Regions from separate parts of the Mus musculus genome. Here all the other regions are linked to region 3. A link is a loop called in an ENCODE intact Hi-C map of the cell type or tissue named here. Cell type or tissue: gastrocnemius. All regions are shown on one strand. Region 1 overlaps Col4a4 (collagen, type IV, alpha 4). Region 2 overlaps Col4a4 (collagen, type IV, alpha 4). Region 3 overlaps Col4a3 (collagen, type IV, alpha 3).

Evidence for each region. A loop is a pair of places that touch in the nucleus more often than their neighbours do. Peaks named below come from ENCODE experiments on the same cell type or tissue, not always from the same donor. Only the 100,000 strongest peaks of a DNase experiment are listed, where the experiment ranks them.
Region 1: it touches region 3 in a loop (6-fold over the local background); 24 of 42 quality-filtered maps call a loop at or near these places.
Region 2: a loop joins it to region 3, with 8 times the contacts of the local background. A loop is called at or near these places in 23 of 42 quality-filtered maps.

What each region holds. Positions count from the first base shown.
Region 1 is chr1:82,549,613-82,557,612 of GRCm38, forward strand. The region is part of intron 4 of Col4a4 (collagen, type IV, alpha 4); the gene reads right to left. Among named protein-coding and RNA genes, the nearest start is that of Col4a4, 33 kb to the right of the region's middle. In gastrocnemius, a CTCF peak has its summit at 4,925 (motif pointing right); DNase peaks (open chromatin) are centred at 4,952 and 6,360.
Region 2 is chr1:82,568,061-82,576,060 of GRCm38, forward strand. Col4a4 (collagen, type IV, alpha 4) reads right to left here. Exons shown (of 48, transcript NM_007735.2): 2 at 3,309-3,475; 3 at 1,744-1,786. The coding sequence starts at 3,355. Among named protein-coding and RNA genes, the nearest start is that of Col4a4, 15 kb to the right of the region's middle. In gastrocnemius, a CTCF peak has its summit at 3,899 (motif pointing right); a DNase peak (open chromatin) is centred at 3,896.
Region 3 is chr1:82,636,894-82,644,893 of GRCm38, forward strand. It overlaps Col4a3 (collagen, type IV, alpha 3), which reads left to right. Exons shown (of 52, transcript NM_007734.2): 2 at 4,546-4,602; 3 at 6,316-6,405. Among named protein-coding and RNA genes, the nearest start is that of Col4a3, 54 kb to the left of the region's middle. In gastrocnemius, no CTCF peak of the experiment used is centred here; DNase peaks (open chromatin) are centred at 4,573 and 4,974; H3K4me3 peaks cover 497 bases.

The DNA.
Region 1 (8,000 bases), 87 kb before region 3:
TTCTCTTATGAATATCGATGCAAAAATCCTCAATAAAATTCTCGCTAACCGAATCCAAGAACACATTAAAGCAATCATCCATCCTGACCAAGTAGGTTTTATTCCAGGGATGCAGGGATGGTTTAATATACGAAAATCCATCAATGTAATCCATTATATAAACAAACTCAAAGACAAAAACCACATGATCATCTCGTTAGATGCAGAAAAAGCATTTGACAAGATCCAACACCCATTCATGATAAAAGTTTTGGAAAGATCAGGAATTCAAGGCCCATACCTAAACATGATAAAAGCAATCTACAGCAAACCAGTAGCCAACATCAAAGTAAATGGAGAGAAGCTGGAAGCAATCCCACTAAAATCAGGGACTAGACAAGGCTGCCCACTTTCTCCCTACCTTTTCAACATAGTACTTGAAGTATTAGCCAGAGCAATTCGACAACAAAAGGAGATCAAGGGGATACAAATTGGAAAAGAGGAAGTCAAAATATCACTTTTTGCAGATGATATGATAGTATATATAAGTGACCCTAAAAATTCTACCAGAGAACTCCTAAACATGATAAACAGCTTCGGTGAAGTAGCTGGATATAAAATAAACTCAAACAAGTCAATGGCCTTTCTCTATACAAAGAATAAACAGGCTGAGAAAGAAATTAGGGAAACAACACCCTTCTCAATAGTCACAAATAATATAAAATATCTTGGCGTGACTCTAACTAAGGAGGTGAAAGATCTGTATGATAAAAACTTCAAATCTCTGAAGAAAGAAATTAAAGAAGATCTCAGAAGATGGAAAGATCTCCCATGCTCATGGATTGGCAGGATCAACATTGTAAAAATGGCTATCTTGCCAAAAGCAATCTACAGATTCAATGCAATCCCCATCAAAATTCCAACTCAATTCTTCAACGAATTGGAAGGAGCAATTTGCAAATTTGTCTGGAATAACAAAAAACCTAGGATAGCAAAAAGTCTTCTCAAGGATAAAAGAACTTCTGGCGGAATCACCATGCCAGACCTAAAGCTTTACTACAGAGCAATTGTGATAAAAACTGCATGGTACTGGTATAGAGACAGACAAGTAGACCAATGGAATAGAATTGAAGATCCAGAAATGAACCCACACACCTATGGTCACTTGATCTTCGACAAGGGAGCTAAAACCATCCAGTGGAAGAAAGACAGCATTTTCAACAATTGGTGCTGGCACAACTGGTTGTTATCGTGTAGAAGAATGCGAATCGATCCATACTTATCTCCTTGTACTAAGGTCAAATCTAAGTGGATCAAGGAACTTCACATAAAACCAGAGACACTGAAACTTATAGAGGAGAAAGTGGGGAAAAGCCTTGAAGATATGGGCACAGGGGAAAAATTCCTGAACAGAACAGCAATGGCTTGTGCTGTAAGATCGAGAATCGACAAATGGGACCTAATGAAACTCCAAAGTTTCTGCAAGGCAAAAGACACCGTCAATAAGACAAAAAGACCACCAACAGATTGGAAAGGATCTTTACCTATCCTAAATCAGATAGGGGACTAATATCCAACATATATAAAGAACTCAAGAAGGTGGACTTCAGAAAATCAAATAACCCCATTAAAAAATGGGGCTCAGAACTGAACAAAGAATTCTCACCTGAGGAATACCGAATGGCAGAGAAGCACTTGAAAAAATGTTCAACATCCTTAATCATCAGGGAAATGCAAATCAAAACAACCCTGAGATTCCACCTCACACCAGTCAGAATGGCTAAGATCAAAAATTCAGGTGACAGCAGATGCTGGCGAGGATGTGGAGAAAGAGGAACACTCCTCCATTGTTGGTGGGAGTGCAGGCTTGTACAACCACTCTGGAAATCAGTCTGGCGGTTCCTCAGAAAACTGGACATAGTACTACCGGAGGATCCAGCAATACCTCTCCTGGGCATATATCCAGAAGATGCCCCAACAGGTAAGAAGGACACATGCTCCACTATGTTCATAGCAGCCTTATTTATAATAGCCAGAAGCTGGAAAGAACCTAGATGCCCCTCAACAGAGGAATGGATACAGAAAATGTGGTACATCTACACAATGGAGTACTACTCAGCTATTAAAAAGAATGAATTTATGAAATTCCTAGCCAAATGGATGGACCTGGAGGGCATCATCCTGAGTGAGGTAACACATTCACAAAGAAACTCACACAATATGTATTCACTGATAAGTGGATATTAGCCCCAAACCTAGGATACCCAAGATATAAGATATAATTTGCTAAACACATGAAACTCAAGGAGAATGAAGACTGAAGTGTGGACACTATGCCCCTCCTTAGATTTGGGAACAAAACACCCATGGAAGGAGTTACAGAGACGGAGTTTGGAGCTGAGATGAAAGGATGGACCATGTAGAGACTGCCATAGCCAGGGATCCACCCCATAATCAGCATCCAAACGCTGACACCATTGCATACACTAGCAAGATTTTATTGAAAGGACGCAGATGTAGCTGTCTCTTGTGAGACTATGCCGGGGCCCAGCAAACACAGAAGTGGATGCTCACAGTCAGCTAATGGATGGATCATAGGGCTCCCAATGGAGGTGCTAGAGAAAGTAGCCAAGGAGCTAAAGGGATCTGCAACCCTATAGGTGGAACAACATTATGAGCTAACCAGTACCCCGGAGCTCTTGACTCTAGCTGCATATATATCAAAAGATGGCCTAGTCGGCCATCACTGGAAAGAGAGGCCCATTGGACTTGCAAACTTTATATGCCCCAGTACAGGGGAATACCAGGGCCAAAAAGGGGGAGTGGGTGGGCAGGGGAGTGGGGGTGGGTGGATATGGGGGACTTTTGGTATAGCATTGGAAATGTAAATGAGTTAAATACCTAATAAAAAATGGAAAAAAAAAAAGAAAATGTAAACGAGGAAAATACCTAATAAAAAATTAAAAAAAATAAAACAATCCATCTAAAAAAAGAGAGAGAGAGAGAGACTGTCAACCAAGGCCAGAACAAAGAGCCTTGGTAAGTTAGGACAGTGTGTGTGTGTGTGTGTGTGTCCAATTTTCTACTATGACCTTTTTGTGGTTTTTCTTGGCAAAACATCTAGTTAATGTAAAAACAAAACAAAACACAAATGAAGTAACAAAGAAAACGTTTTCAGTACCCGTTGGGTTGTGAGACCATGGCATTAGCTATCAAACTATCACAGGAAGGAGAAAAGGCTTAAACAAACTTAATCTTGGCGATATATCAACCACCCTCCATCCCTACCTCATGGAACATAGCCAGTAACACTGAAAGTTGTGCAACTTTGTCCCCACACTGAGAGATGAGAAAATTGCCTCAAGATCATGACTTACTCAAGCCCACATCCTTGCTGCCTTGAATCCTTACCTGGATGGTCAGCCTCTCTCCAAACCCCTCTGCCTCCCACTACTCTACTGGCATAGTGTAGGGCCTCACTGACTCCTATGTTGTCTGCAGTGAGATTTCTGGCTTTTCTCTCCCTCCTCCTCATTTACTTCATCATCATCAGCAGCAGCAGCAGCAGCAGCAGTTTTTGGACACAGAGTCTCACTCTGCAGCCTAGGCTGGCTCTAACTGTATGCACATTTGCCGTACTTCTAGCTCAGAGCCATTCACTGCCAAGCCCCAAGACAGTCACATCATTTGTTGCACAGGTTATCCAAGTGTCAGTCTCCCTCACTCCCTTGACCTCAGTTTTCTCCCCAACAGATCTGTTAGCTCCCTCCAGCCTGCCCTTCCCTTGGGTCATATGCCTTACCTCTGATGGCATATTGTGCCCCCACCCGGACCCCAACCCACCAGTCCCCTATGATCCATGTATTCATGTGCCATTCTCATTTGTATGCCAGAAATGACAATAGTCTTTCTTCATCTGTCACTCAAACCCTACCATCCTCCCATCAAAAATGTGTTGATGGCAGTGGCATCAGCTATTGGATGGAACACAGGGCCCCCAATGGAGGAGCTAGAGAAAGTATCCAAGGAGCTGAAGGGATCTGCAACCCTATAGGAGGAACCACAATATGAACTAACCAGTACTCCCAGATCTCATGTCTCTAGCTGCATATGTAGCAGAAGATGGCCTAGTCGGCCATCATTGGGAAGAGAGGCCCCTTGGTCTTGCAAATTTTATATGCTTCAGTACAGGGGAACACCAGGGCCAAGAAGTGGGAGTGGGTGGGTAGGAGAGTCGGGGGGAGGGTATAGGAAACTTTTGGGACAGCATTTGAAATGTAAAATAAGAAAATACCTGATAAAAATTAGAATAGTAAAAAAAAAAATAATAACCAAGCCACATGTTCTAGGCTCTTCCTCTGCTCTAAGCTCAATACGGTGTTCTGCTTTCTTCTCATGGGCTCTTTACAAAAATAGGAAGTAGAAAGCCACCTTTGCATGCTTCTTCATTCTCCGAGGAGGACTTAGCCTCAGAAAGATGAAGCAATGTGCTTGAGGCAACACAGACAGGACCTGGGGATGTAGAAGTCTGAACTCAGACCTTCCCATCTCAAGGTGTCTGCTTCATTTTCCATTCCAGACCTCACCAACCCCATTTCCCTCAAACCATCATTCTTACCTGAAAATAACAGCCAAAGCAATTCACTACCTTCATTTCATTGATGTTTTGTGCTTATTACTTAAAATCTGGTTAAGATAATACCCTTTAGAATGTCTTTGAGACTAAAGATTCATTCCCAGTTACCTTGGTCACTGTCTCACAATATACAAATTTTTAGTGTGTTCCCATGCTTCATAAATACTTCTGAAAATAAAATGTACAAATGAATGTTGTGTCCAAGACACCTCCCCCTTTGCTGCGTCTATTTATTCTAATGTTATCATTCCTTTTAAATTCCCTCTTCTTTTTAATGCTGAGATGTAATTCAGAGAAGACGCCACTAGGTGGCACTGCAATATCACAAACACCCTCACCCTGGGCCCGGTGGGAAGCTGGAGTCCCCTGGGTACAGAGAACCTTCAGAACCCCCCCCCCCCAACCCCCATCCCCATATTGTTGAGGGAGGGAGGAGTCTGGACATCAGGAAGTGTTTTAAAACCAAAGAATGAAGAGGCAGTGAACAGTCCAAGGATCTTGGAGTGCAGTAGTAAAGAATGTTTTCTTGCACCCTAAGATAACCTTGCCGGCTAACAACAAGCGTGCGGATGCACTTATCAGTCTGCCTTGGAAGCACTAGGGATTTTAGCTATGCTCTCAAGAAGCAGTATGCCTGTACAAGGAGAAAACCCTGCACAGAGAACCAAAGGGAAAAGCTTAGCCGTTTGGAAAACAAGGTCACCTCTTCGACCAGTCCCTAATGAATGGTTCTCCCATGTGTGTTGGGAACAGCCTGACGTGATCCATGTGCTGTGGAGACCTAGGACACCAGGTAGGGCTCTGTGCATGCTGCTCCTGTGATTTCCCCCTTCTTCCCTGGCCTTCTGCCTCACCCTAGCCTCTGTGTTTTTCTCCCTGCTGTGTCTTAGCTCCTCTTACGCCTGTGGGAGTGACCCTGGAGCTCTGGAGGAATGCCTTGACCCCTTCTTATCTGCTCTTGATGGCGGAGACTGTATTTCCATGGAGCCCACTGTAACCACAGTTAAACAGTTCCCTTAGCCCCTCCCCAGCCAAGACCACTCCTTCTCAACACCTCCTACATATGCAGGGGACTTCACGCTATACAAGTCCAAAGCTAGACCCATGTTATTCCCTCAAATGTGGTTCTTGAAATACTTGCTGTCAATCTACACTATGTACACCTTCATTTGGGGGATAGCATCACCCTGAGCACTCGCCCAACAGCTCCCATGAGCCTCCCTCTGCAGTCGAGCTAGCCATAGGAATTTCTGAGCCTACCCACCCACCTCCGTGACCACTCCTTGTTAAGACTCTGTGACTTCCCACCTGGCTAGTGTAGTAGCCTGTTAGCAGGCTTTCCTAATAACACGCTATCTTCCCTGACTATTGTATCCACTGACCCTATCCCCACTGTACTTATAAGATGGTTGGAGATGAGATGCTATTAGGATGGTATCCTGGGTTCAGCTATCATAGGTTGCCCAAGGGCAGTTCTCCCATGTCTGCCGCCGTATGTCAGGATGAGATTTGACACCACAGAGAATAAGCAATGTGAAGGAAGCTGGGATAATGCATCTAGAACCAGGGGAAGAACGATGGAGGTTGGAGCAGATTTTCCAGCTGCATCCTGGCAGGGCCAACCCCTTGCCTTTGAACAGCTGGTCTCAAGTGTTTGTGGAAGCATGCACTTCTGTTGCCACAAGCCACCAAGCATGTGCTAATTTGTCACAGAAGCTGTTGGTGTTAATGTGACTCTTCCTCTATGCTGGGGCTGGCTGCCCTCCAACTCCAGCAGGTCCAAATTCAAGAGCATATCCAATGTGTCTGCCACCCATGTGCTTCTATGCGAGGCCAGGCCAGGGCACCAACTTACCCACCAGGGAGACACAAGGGTCTTTGCTGTATCCTCTTTCCCATAAGACACCCTCAAGCACCCAGAAACAGTGGCTGAAGGGTGATTCTCATTGATTTCTTCTTATCCCATGGTCTTGCCCTTTGCCTGACAAGTATTTGATAGTTATTTGTCCAACAAATGGGAAGGGATTGCTATTCATTGTAGTTAAGACAGCACGACAAAGTGACCGAAATTTTTGAACTCCATGTAGGGAGACCTGAAGCCCTACTAGAAATCACTGCACCAAAGGAGACGATGGATGTAAACAGAAACGTGGAACCCACCGTCAAACACACTACACCTGAGTCCTGGAAGAAGTCCTGTTATATTAGAACATGTACACTTGGTATGATGGGAAACACATGACAGACTGTAGAGTGCTAGAGGCAACTATTCTGTTTCCTTCATCCATATACACAAATGCTAGATGCCAAGGAGATTTGGTGGCATACGAAATTGATGCTAGTTACCTTCAGCGATTCTTCAGATAGATGCCATCTACATTGAAGCAGCCACACTGTAGGTAGACCAGAGAGCTCTGCTAACCACAGACTCCCAAAACCCTTCTCAGAGATACTCAACCCCAAGACACAGCAAATTCCAACCTGGAAATGTGTCCCTTTTGTTTCTGCATGTGTTTTGGTGTTCAAAAACCATGTTACCATTTCTAAAATAAACACTTGAGCAACCTAAGCCTACATTGTAGCCTGCAGCCTGGCAGCCTGGAATCCACCTGAAAACACATGACAGTGCAGCACCAGTTTCAAAAAGATTCTGAATGCCCCTGCTTTTGCAGGACAAAGGCGTGAGATCCATGAATGAACCTCATGTTTATTGATGAGAATGGTCCCAGCCATCTGACCTCAGGTTACCTGATACCCTAAAAGCACATGCATCCATCGTATATATCACTGATCAGAGAATTTTCTAGTAATAAGCCATTGAGTCCTTAGAGGAACAGGATGTAACAGGACAAGAAAGCAGCTCCAAAGCCAAGGAACAGATGACAGACTGGCTTTATCCACCTTCAGCTGCTGGTGGGTGGTGTTTCGATGAAAGAGAACATTATTGACTACTGAGAATTTGGAGACATAAAAGTACGACATGGAACCATTTGCCAGGCTGAAGCTAGTGTCCTAAATGCAGCTGTGTGATGATAAGGAGTGAGAGTTAGAACTGTGCGTGCAAGTAAGTTAAGGGCATGAGAAAGAGAAATACTAAGAATAATTAAAATTACCCAAGTAAAATCTCCTTTTTAATCACAGGAGGCAGGCTGATAAATGTATAAGGGGTGGGTGAGCAAGAGCACAAGACTGGACTTGACTGAGCATAATTCAGTGATTTACAATCCCAAAGGAAAGAGAGGCTCACTAATATTGGACCTGGGTTTTAAACCAAAAACTTGAAGACAGGATGAGTTTAAAGCTGTTTGCCTCCTGTGCAGAAAACCAAGTCACAAAGATATGGTGGTTTCATGGCTGTTTCATTGTTTCAGATGATAAAATGTAT
Region 2 (8,000 bases), 69 kb before region 3:
TATCTGTCTCCAGATACAACACCAAATAATACAGATACAAAACCAAGACATCAATTTGTATAAAAGAATAATAGCAGTCACTTTCTCTTTTTGTCCTGGCCTCAAGTTCCTTACCCTGGCAATATCCAACTCTTTAGATTGGTATCTAAGTATTAATAAGTACATTCACCCACATGCACACACACTGTTGGTGATTTGGGGTTGTTTCATTGACACTCAAGTGGCATGCTGCCGACTACCTGGCCATTTCCACCTAATTGCTGTGTCCACGTTCATTCTGACAAGCTCCTCAAAGCCGTCCATCTCATACAGTATCGGAGCGGAGCATCCACTCCCTACTGATGAATACTTAGGTGATTCCCTTCCTTAGCTGCTGAACATCACCCTGCAATTAATCTTCCCGTGTATTCATCTTTGCCCATGCCAGAATAAAAATATGTGACCAATGTTTTTTTAAAAATGCATTCCAAAAGGATTGTACTTTCACAATCTTGGTAGATAATGCAAATTGCCTTCTATGGGTAATATGTCAATTCACACCTCTGTCCTAAACCCTTGTCATCATATGGCTACCCCCTGTGTGAAGACTCTCTAATCTCTCTGCAGCACAAGCTGATGGGAGCATCCAGGGTTGAATTGTCTTTGTTTTAGGAATCATGACTGTCTAGCTGCATATGTATCAAAAGATGGCCTAGTCGGCCATCACTGAAAAGAGAGGCCCATTGGACTTGCAAACTTTATATGCCCCAGTACAGGGGAATGCCAGGACCAAAATGTGGGAGTGGGTGGGTAGGGGAGTGGATGGGTAGGGGAGTGGGTGGGAGGGTATGGGGGACTTTTGGGATAGCATTGGAAATGTAAATGAGGAAAATACCTAATAAAAAGTATAAAAAAAGGAATCATGACTGCTCACATGGATATAAAGAGCAAGGGGAGTGAATTCTAGGATGATACAGACTTTTATAATAGAAAAGTAGATGAATATAATACAAAAACAAGCTTGGAAAAAATCAGATAAGCTTAACTAGAAAAATGCTCTCAAGCCAGCATCATGGGGGGGGGGGCGTTCTCTAATGAATGTGAGGTAAATGGACAAGTCTTATTCTCCCTGCTTAACATGACACAGGCACTGACTCTTAGCTGAATTAAAGAATAAGGGACTTGGGAGAGCCAAGAAGCCAGGGCTTCTCATCGCTTGACCCAGGTAGTAAAGGAGAGTAGACATCATTTTCAATTACTTTCCAAAGGTCTCTGATAATCAAGAGACTTGAGTTGGGTCACTGTCACTCAAGAAGTCTTCAGCCCGGAATGGCAGGCAGCCCTTACAGGGCACCTTAAAACTTTTGAGGGTGGGTTCATAATTTAGATTCTTCCTTGAGGGAGCAGAAGAAAGAAGGCTTGTTACAGGCTGAGATTTCTCTAGAGCTAAAAAGCGTCCAGACTGAATCTTACATTTCTTGGTTTAATCTTGAAATGTCTCAACTACTTCTTTTCTGTTCCAAATAAAAAGAATTTAAGGAAGGGCTGTGGTTGTTATAAGATAAAGACCTCTCCAACACCCGGGCAACGCTATAAGCAGCTTTGATTGCAAGGATATCTAAGTGCTCAGGTTGTGTTTTATTTGGGACATGAAGGCCGAGCCCTAGTTTAAACATTCTTTTTTAAAACACACACACACACTGCAATAAATTATATATACAACAACATGAATTTTCTATGTACAGAATAAATTAACATACTTACCCCATATTCATATTGTATAGTAAAGAGGATAAATATTAGTGACCTATGGAAAAACAAAAATATATACTAAGTGTTTGCTTTAAGGGGAAAGAATCTAGACAGAGTTACAGTACCAATTCCGGAAGGCTAACTCTCGATTCTGACTGCTACCACCGGACACAATCAATGTCATTTTCTCTCTAGCTGCCAACATCACCTCTCCTCCATCAGTCAAGGAAGGTATACTGAAGGCCTTCTGTATGGACATACTGAAGGCCATGGTGTAGGAAAATGTAGGGGCACCAAGAGTGAGTTTGAGGCTTGAATGGATAGATGAGTGAAGAGAGAAGAAATGACTCTCCATGAAAGCAAGAGGAAAGGATGCAGAAGGCAGCTGTGGCCAGGGACACACCTGAGACGAGCAACATCCAGGGTGTCACTTAATGGAACCAATGCAAGAAGGAGTGGTATCTGGAAAGCTGCCTGAATGAGAGGAATGGATCAGGGTGTGTGGGGATAGTATGGAATCATTAGGGAATAAGAAAGTGACCCACAGCCTGAATCTACCCAGGGCTTTGCTATAAGCAAATTTTAACAGAGCAGGGATGCAATCAAGAGACACCAAGCTAACTTTTGATGCTGCATCTCTCCATCAAAGGTCACCATATATGCCATCACATCTGGTTCTTGAGCATATATGGTGAGCTGGTGCTCCTGGTCATAGTCCCCACCCCCCACCCCCACCCTCAGAGGTAGGAGAGTGGGAGCCAGGCCTTGGACTTGGTTTTATGTACAGCCTTTTCCTCCTTTGGAATCGTGTGCTAAGTGAGCCTTCTTTCTCTACATGTAGTCCTTTCTCTTGGAGAAATAACATAGACAGTGACAAAGCACTGCGATCCTGAAAGAGACCAGAAGCTGGAGGATCTTATTGGTTTACACCAGGTACTTGAGGGCTATGTTCCTGAACACAGAGAGTCTGATTCTTGCCTTCCCCAGATTCTAGAACTGCCCATGTCCCTTGGCTCACAGTCTCTTCTACCTTCAAAACTAGTGCTCGCTGGCCTCTGCTTCTTTAGTGACATCTCCTTCACTGATGCTGGCTTCCTTCCCCGCCCCCATTTCATGTTTAAGAATACATGTGATGATATTGGGTCCACCAAACTTGTCAAGATTCCCCCCACCATCTCAAGATCACCTGATTGACATTCTAGATTCCATTTCCAACTGTAAATTCTTTTTCTCGTGTAAATAACATATAAACAAAGATTAGAATGTAGACTTCTTTGAGGTCATTGATCTGTCCTTTGCATTTGTGGAAGCGCTTAGATTTCATTTTACTAGTTTCAGGAACCCTGAAAATCTGGGCATTTAATGCTTTTGCTGTTCAAATCTAGTAATTAAGATAGCAGGAATGGGATGGGGAGAGGGGAGGGGCACTGTTATTTGTATAGAACAGCTTCACATTTGGTCAAGATGTGAATGCGTTATGGGAAAGATGTTGGTATTTAACAGTCAGGATGGGTCCTAAATGGCAGCACATAAATACATGTCTTCCACAAAGACATAAACGCACCAAGGATACTCACCAGGGGGCTGTGACAAAGGACTTGGTCCATCTGAAAAAGCACCTCATGAAGACCTGGAGCACTGGTGCCCTCGAGGGGTGACCTCTGTGCCCAAAATACTCCTCCAGCCTTCTCCTCTCTTCCAGAAGACTCTCATGGACAGCCGGGAGTCAGTGTCCTGTTAGAATCTGCGTGTGTGAAATATAAAAGTCATACTTATGACTTTTATGACAGCAGTATGCCACACAATTGAGAATAATGGCTTCCGTTATTCTATCCATGATGAAAACATTTTCTAAACAATCCCAATGGCTGTTAACATAGCAATCTTTTCTTGGTATTTGTTATGCTGAATAAACATCTTTAGAAATGGGGGGAAAATCCTACTAAGGGCAAGAGGGTGTGGTGGGAAGGGACAGGGACATAGAAAGGAAGAAAAAGGTGTGGTCAGGGGTAAGGATGGGGCATGTGTAAAATGCCATAAAGAAATCTGTGACTTTGTAGGCTATTTTAGGAAAAAGTTTTTCCTTTATTTTTATTTTACAAGTATGGATGTTTTGCCTGCATATATCTGTGCATATGAATGCAGTGCCCGGGGAGGCCAGAAGAGGGAGTCAGATACCCTAAGACTGGAGTTCAAAAGAGCTGTCTGCCATTTTATAGGTTCTGGGTATTGAACCAAGGTCCTCTGAAAGAATAGCTAGTGGTCTCAACCACTGAGGCAACTCTTCAGCCCATGTAAGTGAACTAGAAAAGATAAAAAAGAAATAAAATAGAAATTGAAATATTCTCAAATCCTCTATATGCAATAAATATATTTTTGAAAAATGAAAAGATTTAAGAGAAATCACATTTCACAGTATACTTATGCATCAATAATTAAAGTAATCAAAGCTTAAAGACCCATTAATTGATTAATGGAAAAGAAAAATGTTATATCCTGCAATGGAATATTATTTAGCTATAATAACGTGGATATGATATGTACTGCTACACAGATGAACCTTGAACTCATTGTGAGTGTCTGAAGCACATAGACAATGGGAGAATCCACAGAGAAAGAATATAGGTCCGCAATTGTCAGGGTTAGGAGCAAATGGAAAATTGAGGAGCACATGATTATTTTGGAGATGACAACAATGTTCTGGAATTAGAGAGTGGACGCGGTGTACGTCATGACTGCATCTGGGACTTCTCAATTACAAACTTTAAAAGAGTTAAAATGGTGAACTTTGCTTTTTGAATTTTATTTGTAAACAAGAGAAAATTTATTTTTTAAAATTGACCTGAAGAGCTATTTACTTTGATCTAAAGTCTCTTTGGCACAATGACTGGAGATGTCTCAATTTTAAGAGTTTGTTTCTTCTGAGCCCCTGTCCTTATGGGAACTGGTAGGGAGAAGAAAACCAGTTGTGTCCATTATTACAAGCTATTTTTAAATGTCTGCATAAAAGCTAGGCAGATGAATTCAACAGTGTCTTAACTATAGACCAGCTTTTCTGGTGAGTGATGGGACCACCTTCTGTGATTCTTTCAAAACCAAGTATAAATAAATACAATTAAGGAGAACACACTGATTTTTTTTTCTATTCCCAAACTGATCACTTTAAATAGCTTTGTCATTTAAAGTTACATTCTAGAAACAAGTCTCAATAAAATGAACTACTATTTTGGAAAGAAAATGCAAATTTCTTTGAATCACTTAAACTACTCAATATTGTAAACAAATGGAAAACTGTCCAAAATTATGGAAATGTGGAGATATGTGTATTCCAGTTAAAACTAATTGATGCAATTTACCTCCATACTTATGTAGGCATTCTGTGAAGAAGTTTTCACAGAGGAATGCTCCTAAACTGTGGAAGAAGGATGCCTGACTACTGTCCTAACATCTGGAGTTTGACTACTGTCCTAACAAACATCTGGAGTTTCTCAATACACTTGGATGGATGATTTTTGGAGACTTCAAAATAAAACTCTTACAGCACCATTTTAGAAATACCCTGTGTTACCACACCATCACTGACAGCTAAAAATGTTGTAGAAATACTCATTAATGAAATTTATGCTGCTCAGTGATAATTACGAAATAGTATTTACATAGTATTTATCTCATATATACTCTACTGTTTGTGTGTGCAGCTACACATGTGTGCGCATGTGAATGTCACAGGTCAAACTCATGTTGTCCCTCAGATGCCATGTACCTTGCTCCTTGAGAAAGGGTCTAGGGTTCGCCTGGAGTTCACCAAGTAGCCTTGACTGACTGGTGACCCCGAGGGATCTCTGGGATGATCTGGGGATGGGAATGACCTAGTTTCATTTTTGTTGTTGTGACAAAATATCTTGACAAAATAACTTTAGGGTTTACTAAGCTTGCAATTCCAGATTATGATTCATCACTACAGAGAAGTCACAGAGACAGGACAACTGGTCACCCCACATCTGCAGTCAGGAGCAAAGGGAATGAGTACATCCATGCTTCCTGCTTGCTCTCTTGAAGCTTCTCCTTGTCTTATATAGTTCAAGATTCTCTGTGTAGGGAATGGTGTAGCCCACAGTGGGCTGGGTCTTCCCACATCAATTAATAACCAAGGTAACCTTCCCCATACACGGACACAGGACGAGAGCGGACAATTCCTCCGGTGGAACCCTAATATTTGGTTATCTTAGGTTGTTTCAAGTTGAAGGTTAAAACTAACTAACACAGAGAATTTGTGCTTCTTTCGAAAAGTATAAGAAGGTGCCCCAGAACAGGGGAACACCAGGGCCAAAAAGTGGGAGTGGGTGGGTAGGGGAGTGGGAGGGAGGGTATGGGGGACTTTTGGGATAGCATTGGAAATGTAAATGAGGAAAATACCTAATAAAAAGTATTTAAAAAAGAAAGAAAAGTATAAGAAGGAAATTTATTTAAAGGAGAGATGAGAATCATGATCAAAGACAGAACTCCATGCATGTCACAGCTGAGAATCTGGACATTGATTCTTTTTTATTTTCTCTAAAATGAGTTATATAAGTCTAAAGCAGTTTTTGATTCCCCAGGACATATAGGCCTCACTGTGAAGTCCTGTTCTAAGTGAGTTGCCAAAGGGAGAAAAAGGTGTGTTTATCAGAAACAGATCATGGGTGGGCATACAAGTATGTGTGCGTCTCTGCAGTCCACAGGACAGGCACACAAAGATGTTCTGCCTTCGTGGTGGTGATTCTGCTAGTAGCAGGACCTTGACATCACTGTCTTCCTGACACTGTCAACAGCAATGTACACATACTCTGTGCATGACATGACCATCTATGTTATGTGCAATCTATGAGGAATTTCTCTTTTGCAATGGCCAGTGTTAAGCAATTAAAATGTGTGCTTTGGTCCAGATTCCAAGTACATAAAAATTTACACTATCTCTCACAACAACCACCCTCTAACTTAACATCTTTCATCAATGGCTGACATTATGTGGAATTAGATAGACAGTATGTTTCTGTTTGAGTGTATCATTGCTAAAACATAACTTGAATAGCTGAAGTACTAGGACACTACAATATATGCAAACAACAACATTAGATGACCTTCTACACAGGCAAATTCTGGCAAAGTTATGTGACTTCTGAAGGAAGAGCTTTGCCACAGTTGACTGATAAAAGGAACATTCTTCATGGTAGCATCAAGGTTCCATCTTCACCCTAGCATTGTGAGGGCATGGCCAAGTTTTCTATTATCTGATCCCACCACCTCAGCTCCATAGAAAGAATCACAATGAGTCCTGGATTCAAGGCAACCCAACTAAAAGCATGTCTCTATGACAGAGAGCTCAGACTCTGAGCTTGGAACAGAACAAAGAGAGATTCTATGAAGAGCAGAGATAAATACAATGAGAAGAAAAGACATGGGAGAAGATGTGTCAAGAGATGCCCAGGGGAAGAGTAACCTTGAGTTCAGAGGGAAAAAATATGCTAAGTAGCCCCCAAAAGCAATTGTCAGAGAGAGAGAGAGAGAGAGAGAGAGAGAGAGAGAGAGAGAGAGAAGCAGTGAGCCAATCTGCTGACAGAACGGAAGCTGCCCCATTCCTTCCTGTGATTTCTATGAGCGATCAATGAATCTGTGCAGACCAAGTGTGGCTGGGAGCCCTCTTCTTCCTGTGGTTCTAAAGCTGGTTCACTCTCACAGAAAACTCACCTGCCCTGCAGGAGAGGGGATCCATCTCAGCACGTCAATGCTTTTCCAAGCATCTGCTCACTGGAGACCTCTCTTAGGTCTCCAGGCTCTTTTCCCCAGCATACAAACTGAAGTCCTTTCTAGGACATGTGACCAGAAAATGCCACCTTGTTACCTTCTAACTGTTTGTGATTACTAACCACACTTCATTTGTTTTGAAATGAGAATTCTTGGTTTCCAATTACCCCTGGGATGTCTCACACATCTCTGCTCGATGTTTTCCAAATGTTCCAATCTTACTTGGGAACAAGATCCAAGGTCTTCTAGATTTCCATGAGTCCCACCATGGGAAATTTGTTTTCTCTGCAATAGGCTCTTGTGTTGAAATACGCCCTGCTGTGTTCTCATCAATGTGGACTAGTGGCCAAGGTTTGGGACCAGATAAACAAGAGACTGAAACTTGGACTTTTCTATTCACGAAATGCTTATAGAAGTTTATGTCTTTTCCTCCCACTGGTGCCACTAAATCTGTTACTTCTGTTAAATGCCCAGGTTTTGTGCTT
Region 3 (8,000 bases):
ATCTGGATTCTCCACTGGGAATGCTTCTCTTGCTTTCTGAGGCCCTCAAAAGAATGATTCTTCCAGGTGAACGATTTAATATTCAACATGCTACAACATAATTCTGGCAGCTTTCTGATTCCAAGGGAGAGAGAGTATTACTGAGACCTTCCTATTCTTAACCTCCTGGAGGCTCAATATGAGGCCACTGAGGAGTACTTTGCTGTCGAAAAGGAAAAATCATAAAAACGTTGTTTGAGAAATAACCATCGCTTGTGTTGGTTTAATGATGGCCTCTGGCCATAGGGCTTTTTAAGGACTTAACTTCTGAATAATAATTAATAGGTTGTATCATTAATGTGGTCATGGTGTTTCGACAATAGGTTCAAAATACTCAAAGAAACTATGGCCTCGGCACCCTTTAGTCCAATAATCTAGTGATCCATTGATTGAAACATACTTGCAAATTTTAAATTGTATTTAAAGAAAAATGCCAAAAGTGAAAAGACTGTAGCTTGCATGCAAGATCACCTCTGGGGGGCCCCATGCCAGGCCCTCTCCATCATCACAGGCTCCTGAAAAGCTGCCACAGAGCTGCCCTTACTGTAATGTTGAGTTCATCCAGTCAGGTGGAGAATCCAGTAGTCTGCAGACGATCACGTACTCTGAAGTCCCAGCCAGCATGAGCGTACAGACACAGGCAGGACACACCCTAACTGTGTGGCTGATTCTGGAGTAGTTCTGATAACCCAGGCACAGAGAGACAGCTGTTGGCCCAGCTGTGGAGGCACAGCCACAAGCAGACAAGAATAGGGCAGACACATGAAGCGAGGCTGCGGTGGGCTCACGTAAAAGGCCTGTCCATTGCGTTGGCTCCTAGAAATTCTCTCCACACCTTCTAGTCAGCAAGTCAATTGAGACTCTGTGTCCATCTATGAGTGTTAGGATTACCAAGAGTCCATTATTCCTACTCTAATTTCTGCCTGTAGCATGCAGGGATGTAATGAAGTAGATGGTGCGGAACAATTTGGTTAAATAAGTGGATAAAATATATATTTCTATGAAAACAGTATAGAAAAAAAGAATGAAAATAAAATTGAAGGCTAGAAGAGTGGCTCAGTCCTAGAACTCAAGACTCCAGTACCATCTACAACATAGCAACACAATAATAGTTACCATTAATAATGTTTATATAATATTATTTTTGTAATAATTTTGTAGTTGAAAGAAAGTTTTTCTTCCAAAAGATGTGTCTGAAACAGCTTTTTTAAAGTAAAAAAAAAAAAAACATATCAATTGAGATTAAATCATAAGCCTGAAGAGATGTCTCAGCAGTCCAGAGCACATTTTGTTCTCCCAGGAGACCCAAGTTCAGCTCCTGGCACTCATGTTTGGACTTCATAGCCACCTGTAACTCTAACTTTAGGGAGTATATTTCTGGCCTCTGAAGGTACCTGCACACATGTAGCATACATTTACATACACATATATACATATACGTGTCCATATATACACACATAGAAATGTCTTTTTTTAAGTGATGATAGCTCTACTATAAAATCAAAGATCTCCTAGATATTAGACAGCTTTTAACTTCTGCCATCATTAAGAACCTTAAAGAGAGGCTGGAGAGATGGCTCAGTGGTTAAGACCACTGGCTGTTGCTCTTCCAGAGGTCCTGAGTTCAATTTCCAGTAACCACATGGTGGCTCACAACCATCTGTAATGGGATCTGACACCCTCTTCTGGCCTGCAAGTGTACGTGCAGATGGAGTACCCTACCCATAAAATAAATTAATAAGACTTTTTTAAAAAAAGAAAAGAACCTTAAATAAAGCAACAATCTCCTAATAAGCAAGGATTCATTTCGGTTTCCTACTTTTAATGCTGGAATTAGATAAAAATAAATATATGCTCATTTGGTTTTGAGTGATGTCTGTCTGTCTGTCTGTCTGTCTGTCTGTCTGTTGTGTGTAGAGGTAAAGACAGAAAGAGGGGGAGATCAACAGAGCCAAAGGAAAATGAAGGGTATGTGGAGATTGCATCAACAGCAGTTAAACTTAAATGGGACAATGTAAGACTGCTTACTGGACTGCCTTTCAACTCTCAAGAGGTCTTACTGCTTTGATAAAAATCTCTCAGTCCAAGCAAGTAACAAATAATTCAGTTTGTGTCGGTCTTAACACGTTAGAGTTGCCAACGGCTTTGTCTTCACCGTAATCATAATTGTCCATGAACCACAGAGACCTAGAGCAAGCACCTCGGTCACAGCAGAAACCATAAACTTCCATCCAATGAGCCCAGCATTTGTTCAGAATATGTGGCACGATTAGGACATTGACATGAATGACACTGGGAAGTTCCTTCTCTCCTGGAACACTGAGCCATCAGAAAAAGATACATTAAACACGACAGGAAACTATAGAAGCTTTATGAGAGTGGATACAAGAGGAGTTGTAGCCTAGACCAAGGGAGTTCAGCATGGACACTCATGCTCAAGCTGGAGTCGAAAGGTTTCCAGAGTGAAGGCTGAACAACTCTTACTCAAAACAAATAGATGATGATGATGGATAGGTAGATAGGTAGATAGGTAGATAGATAGATAGATAGATAGATAGATAGATAGATAGATAGATAGATAGATAGATAGATAGATAATAGGTAGATATACAGACAGACAGATAATAGATAGATGATAGATAGATAGATAGATAGATAGATAGATAGATAGATAGATAGATAGATAGATAGATAGATAGATAGATAGACAAAATAAGATTGAATTAAGCCTGCCTTGTGGCCCCATTTAATAGTCTCAGGTTTAGAGGAGGGCCAACATGTCCCCTCCCCTTTCCCTAAATGAGATGAGGATTGAGGCATCTGTGGCTTGAGAGAGGCAGAACTTCTTGCTATCGCTTGAGGACAGGGGCCAGGGCCCCCTGGCATACTCTACTTGAGGACAGTGGCTTGGAAACTCCAAGCCTATGATGTCAAGTTCATTCAGAGACAGGGTTCTCAGCCGTGAGAAAGAAATCACTAGCAACGAAGAGGTCTTGATGAAAGAGACTCCTGAGACCTAGTCCCAAGGTTTCTGATTCAGCTGGTCATGGGGCAGAGATGGGAATCTGCCGTCCTGACAGCTTGCCAGATGACAAGGGCGTTCAGGCAACCCATTCCTAAGAAGAGTGCAGTTGAATACTTGACTGATAGGAATATAGACAGTTAAAACACTAGGAAGGCAAGGTTGAAATAATTAGAATCGGTTCTTATCACTACAGACGCCTGTGACCTGGAGACTGTGGGTGTCTCAGCCAGGTACTTTTCATCCAAGAGATCACAATGCATGAATGGGGTAAGGGCAGGAAGTGTGGAAATCATTTCTCACCCTCTTCTGTGAATGGCAGAAAAGCCTCCTGTCCTAACCTAAGCAAATACATTCAGTTCATTAGATTTTGAGACCTTTTTTCCTTTAAGTTGCACAAGTAGAATTCCCTGTTTTCTTTCAAATTTCCCTACCATTCTCCTCAATAGCTCATCAATTACCAGTTGATATTGTCAATTACCAATTATATTTTTCTATAGGAGCAAACTAATTGGTAGTTAATATTGATAAAGATTCATGTATGACCTTAGAATATATCAGGTGTATTAAAGTACATATTAAATCTACTACTTACAATTATTTTTCTCCTTGCTTTTCTGTAGATGGCTAATATTTTTTAGAGTTGATTTGTATGTGTCAAAGTAACTAGATAGAAGTTCCCTAACTCAGTGATGTGCCTCATTTTCTATAAAAGAAACATCATTCTGATACCATCATAAAGACATACAGTGGACATCAACATCTTTTGCTTTTGCTTTCTCTGTGTAGCCTTGGTTCTCTTGGAACTCACTCTGTAGACCAGGCTGGCCTTGAACTCAGAGATCTTCCTGCCTCTGCCTCCCAAGTGCTGGGATTAAAGGTGTGCACCACCATTGCCCGGCATCTGGACATTAATATTCTTATACAAATCTTGAATGCTATTTCAGGGAAGCAAAGCTTAGAACCACATGTAGAAAATGGTATGCATTCAACTGTCACATATGAGATATGGTGCACACAGGAAAGCCAGGTATTGAATCCAAATCTATCTGCCTGCCTGCCTCTCTCTCTCTCTCTCTCTCTCTCTCTCTCTATCTATCTATCTATCTCTCTCTCTATCTATCTCACACACACACACACATACACACACACACATTCTGCTGAATCTAAAAATATGCCAACGTTAAGCCACTTCTCACCTACAACAATGGCAGTTTCATATAGTTCATCTTTTTGTTATCATGGAAAAGGGAGAGGGTTGACCAACTTCACCTTTCCCACAACTAAACTGCCTAACTTCCTAAGTCTGATTTTTAAAAAGTGACACTTTTATGTCATTTGACATTTCTTCTGTGATGTTTTTCTCTATTCATTTTCGTTGAAGTATTGCCATAATGTCATGCGGATCATGATTTTGGTGTCCAAGGTTCAAAGCACAGAAAACAGTTCGCTATCCACCAACTGTCCTCTTCTGCTCTTCCCAGGGCTGTGTCTGCAAAGGCAAAGGACAATGCCTCTGCGCGGGGACCAAAGGGGAGAAGGTAAGAAGAGAACTTCTCGCCGCCTCTTCACAGATGCCTGAGTCGGTCACACTTCGCCCTTCTGTAGTGGAGATCATCATCCAGTCCCCTAAATCCACCTTTAAAGTAATTGTATATAAACATTAACCTTAAACAATGTTGAAAGCTCCTCCGGCTACCTTGTGTAAATACTGGCAGCCAGACTGTAACTCTCTTGGCTGAATAAGTAGCAAGTTGGCAGAAAAAGAACATTTCTATGAAAGCCTCCCTAGCATACTCTATATTTATAATGTTGCTAAACATGAGAGAAGAAATTAAAACAACTTGATTCTCTCGCTTCGATGTAAACATTGAAACCCGCAACGCTGTGCCGCTGCACTGGAACAAGACCGCCCCCTGGTGGCGAAATTGGCAGCAGCCCTGTTGAAACAAAAATTCAAAGCTCCATTGCAGAATTCAAGGAAAAAGAAGGCTGTGAAATCTCATCAGTTCGCTCCATTAACTCACAATTTATGACAATTAAGGCAGAGGCAGAGCTAAAGTATTTTTTTGTTTACAAACCTCTTCTTCCTCGGAGGTATTAATTAATCGTTCAACAATATGAAAAGTAACTCTTAAAATTACTTCAAAGAAAGCACATTTTGAGCTATCTAAATAAGACATTTATATATATATATACATATATATATATATACTTATAGGATAATTTCAATACTTATTTTATCTATAGGTAATATATGTATAACTCACTTGCACTAGGGTCCGCCCCTCTCCACCTAAGCTGTGAATGAATGTAGCATGTTCATATTTACTCTGGAATGTCTCTCTTTGTACTTGAACTTGTATCCAGGCATATGTTGAGTCCCAGTTGTATGCATGATCCAATTTAAAACATGAGAGTAACTAAATGGTAAGAAAGCTCTAGTAAATCTCTTTATTTTCTGTTTATTGGCTGTGCTTGACTTATATAAGCGTAAAGTAGCAGACTTCTGATCTTTTCTGTTGGTTTATTATTTATTATCTGTCTGTCTATCTATCTATCCATCCTTCTTATCTGTTTACCTATCTATTTATTTATTGTACTTGCCCACTGTAACAAACTTGATCAAACTAACTAATGGCCTTGAGTGTTGAGGATTGTTTCCAGTATTCTGGTTCAAGAGGATGTTTTTTGTTGGTGAAACTCTATTTCACTCACTTCTACCAGGCGCTTCCCCACAGCATCATCTACGGTCATTCCGCTCAGACTTTCTGCTATGTTGCCCTTGGTGCCTCTCCTGAAACTCCTATGAAAACAGCTGGTTGAGGGACTCATTCCCTTATAACAAGAACGCTTTTGAGTCCACGCCTCCATGGTATTCTATTTTCCTTCCATCATTACTAAAATCTCAAAATACAGCTTACTCCTCATCCTCACCATCTCTATCCTTCAATAAACACATTCCACTAATCTTAACTTTCTATCAAAACTGCTCTTTCAATTCTCGGTCCCTGTCCTTCTAACATCTATCCTGAGTAGGTCTACTGTCTGGCAAAAGTCTCTAAAGGATATGGGCATCACTCTGAAACCTATGGACATATATTAGTAGACAGTGGCTACCCTTGGAGCTGAGTGCTAACTAGTGACCCCTTGATGCAAGGGAAGAGCATCATTGAAAGGAGAAGGCTGTGCTGTGGTAGTGAGTGGTGCTGGATAACTGCCGCTTAATTCTGGATTCTTTTTGGTTTTAACAGGGGGAGAAAGGGGTTCCTGGTTCCCCTGGATTTCCTGGCCAGAAAGGATTTCCAGGTCCTGAAGGCTTGCCTGGACCACAGGGACCCAAGGTATGTGGGCCTGCAAGCTTGACAAACCCTCTGTCCACCTAACCCATCTCCATGCCCACCACATAGGCCACTGAGACCGTACAGAGAATCTCCCATCTGGCAGATATAAAACAAATTCTTGGTTTCCTGTCCTAGCTAAGCATTCACCCAGCTCACCCACCCAGGCCCTGTGTAGTTTCTGCCTAGGAGTCTATCCAAACACCTCTTACATGGGGGGGGGGGGGGAGGCGGTCTTTTGCCCTTTCACCTCTGCCCTTTACACTCCCCCACCCCGGTCTTGGAACCCCTTTGGTGTTGGCTTACCTATCTTAGTGTTGAAACATACAAGGTTTGCTGGCACACAACTCCATCTAGATTTTTTAGGTCCCCAAACCAAAGGATTTTCATCCTCTCCTTGTCTTTTCTTTTCATCGGGTTCTTGAAAGAGTAGTTCGTGTGATACCTGTGGCTCTCCTGCTTCTCTCCCCTCAGCCAGAGCCACTTTGCCTTTGGCTTTCTTCCCTGAAAACAATCCTGCGAACTTCACTGGTGACCTCCAAATGACCACTGTGAAGTGTGCTTTGGGGTCCTTACCTGATATAAACCTCTGCTTTACTTCAGATTGTGTGGATCTGTCTGCCTTTGTTTTTGGAAGTCCCCTATCCCTGATTCTATTCCTGTCTCCCCATCCACCCATTCCTTTGTGGGGTCTGTTGAGCACCGGGCAACTATGGTTTATAGCAGGGCCTGCCGGGCTCCACAAGAGGATTTACTAAATAACTGTGAACCACTAGGTCGGCATACTGTTCCTTCCAACTGGGGACATTAGCTAGCCAGACACCTGGGCTGTCAGGCACACAAACTCACTCCCCTGACTACTGACCTCCAACAAGCTGTGAACTAATAAGCTATAAAAAATAATTATAATTGATCTCTGTGGAGTCTTTTAAAATCCCATGCTGTATTGACATGCACATTAGAATAATACACACAACACTTAAACGATGTATTTTCTACCTGCCAAGCGCTGGCCCAGTCATCCTTCCCTGCTTTTCATTTTCTCCTCACTTCGGCCCCACGATGCCAGTACACAGAACTCAAGAGGACCTTTGTGTTTAACACTTTATTGTAAAGGATGCACATGAACAGACAGGCAAGGTCACAGGATGCACTGAAGGTGCTCTGGCAGACACCTCCATCCCCTGGAACTGAAGCACCTCACTCTCCAGGCACATACATACCCATCAGCCCAAAGCTCTCTGCAATCACCTTAAGGCTGGAATGCTTGCAGAGCTTTCCTCTAGGAAACAGGATCCATTCCTAAGCCGGCCTCTGCTCCCCCTGCTCCTTAGACAATGGGGTTGCGGCTGGAGTTTTAAGCTTCTGGGGGGGGGGGAGTGACCAGCTCCCCACCCCAGCCAAGAGCCCATCAAAAACCCCTTCATCAACAGGCGGTGGTGGTGAATGCCTTTAATCCCAGCACTTGGGAGGCAGAGGCAGGCAGATTTCTGAGTTCAAGGCCAGCCTGGTCTACAAAGTGAATTCCAGGACAGCCAGGGCTATACAGAGAAACCCTGTCTCGAAAAACGAAACAAAACAAAACAAACAAAAAAAAA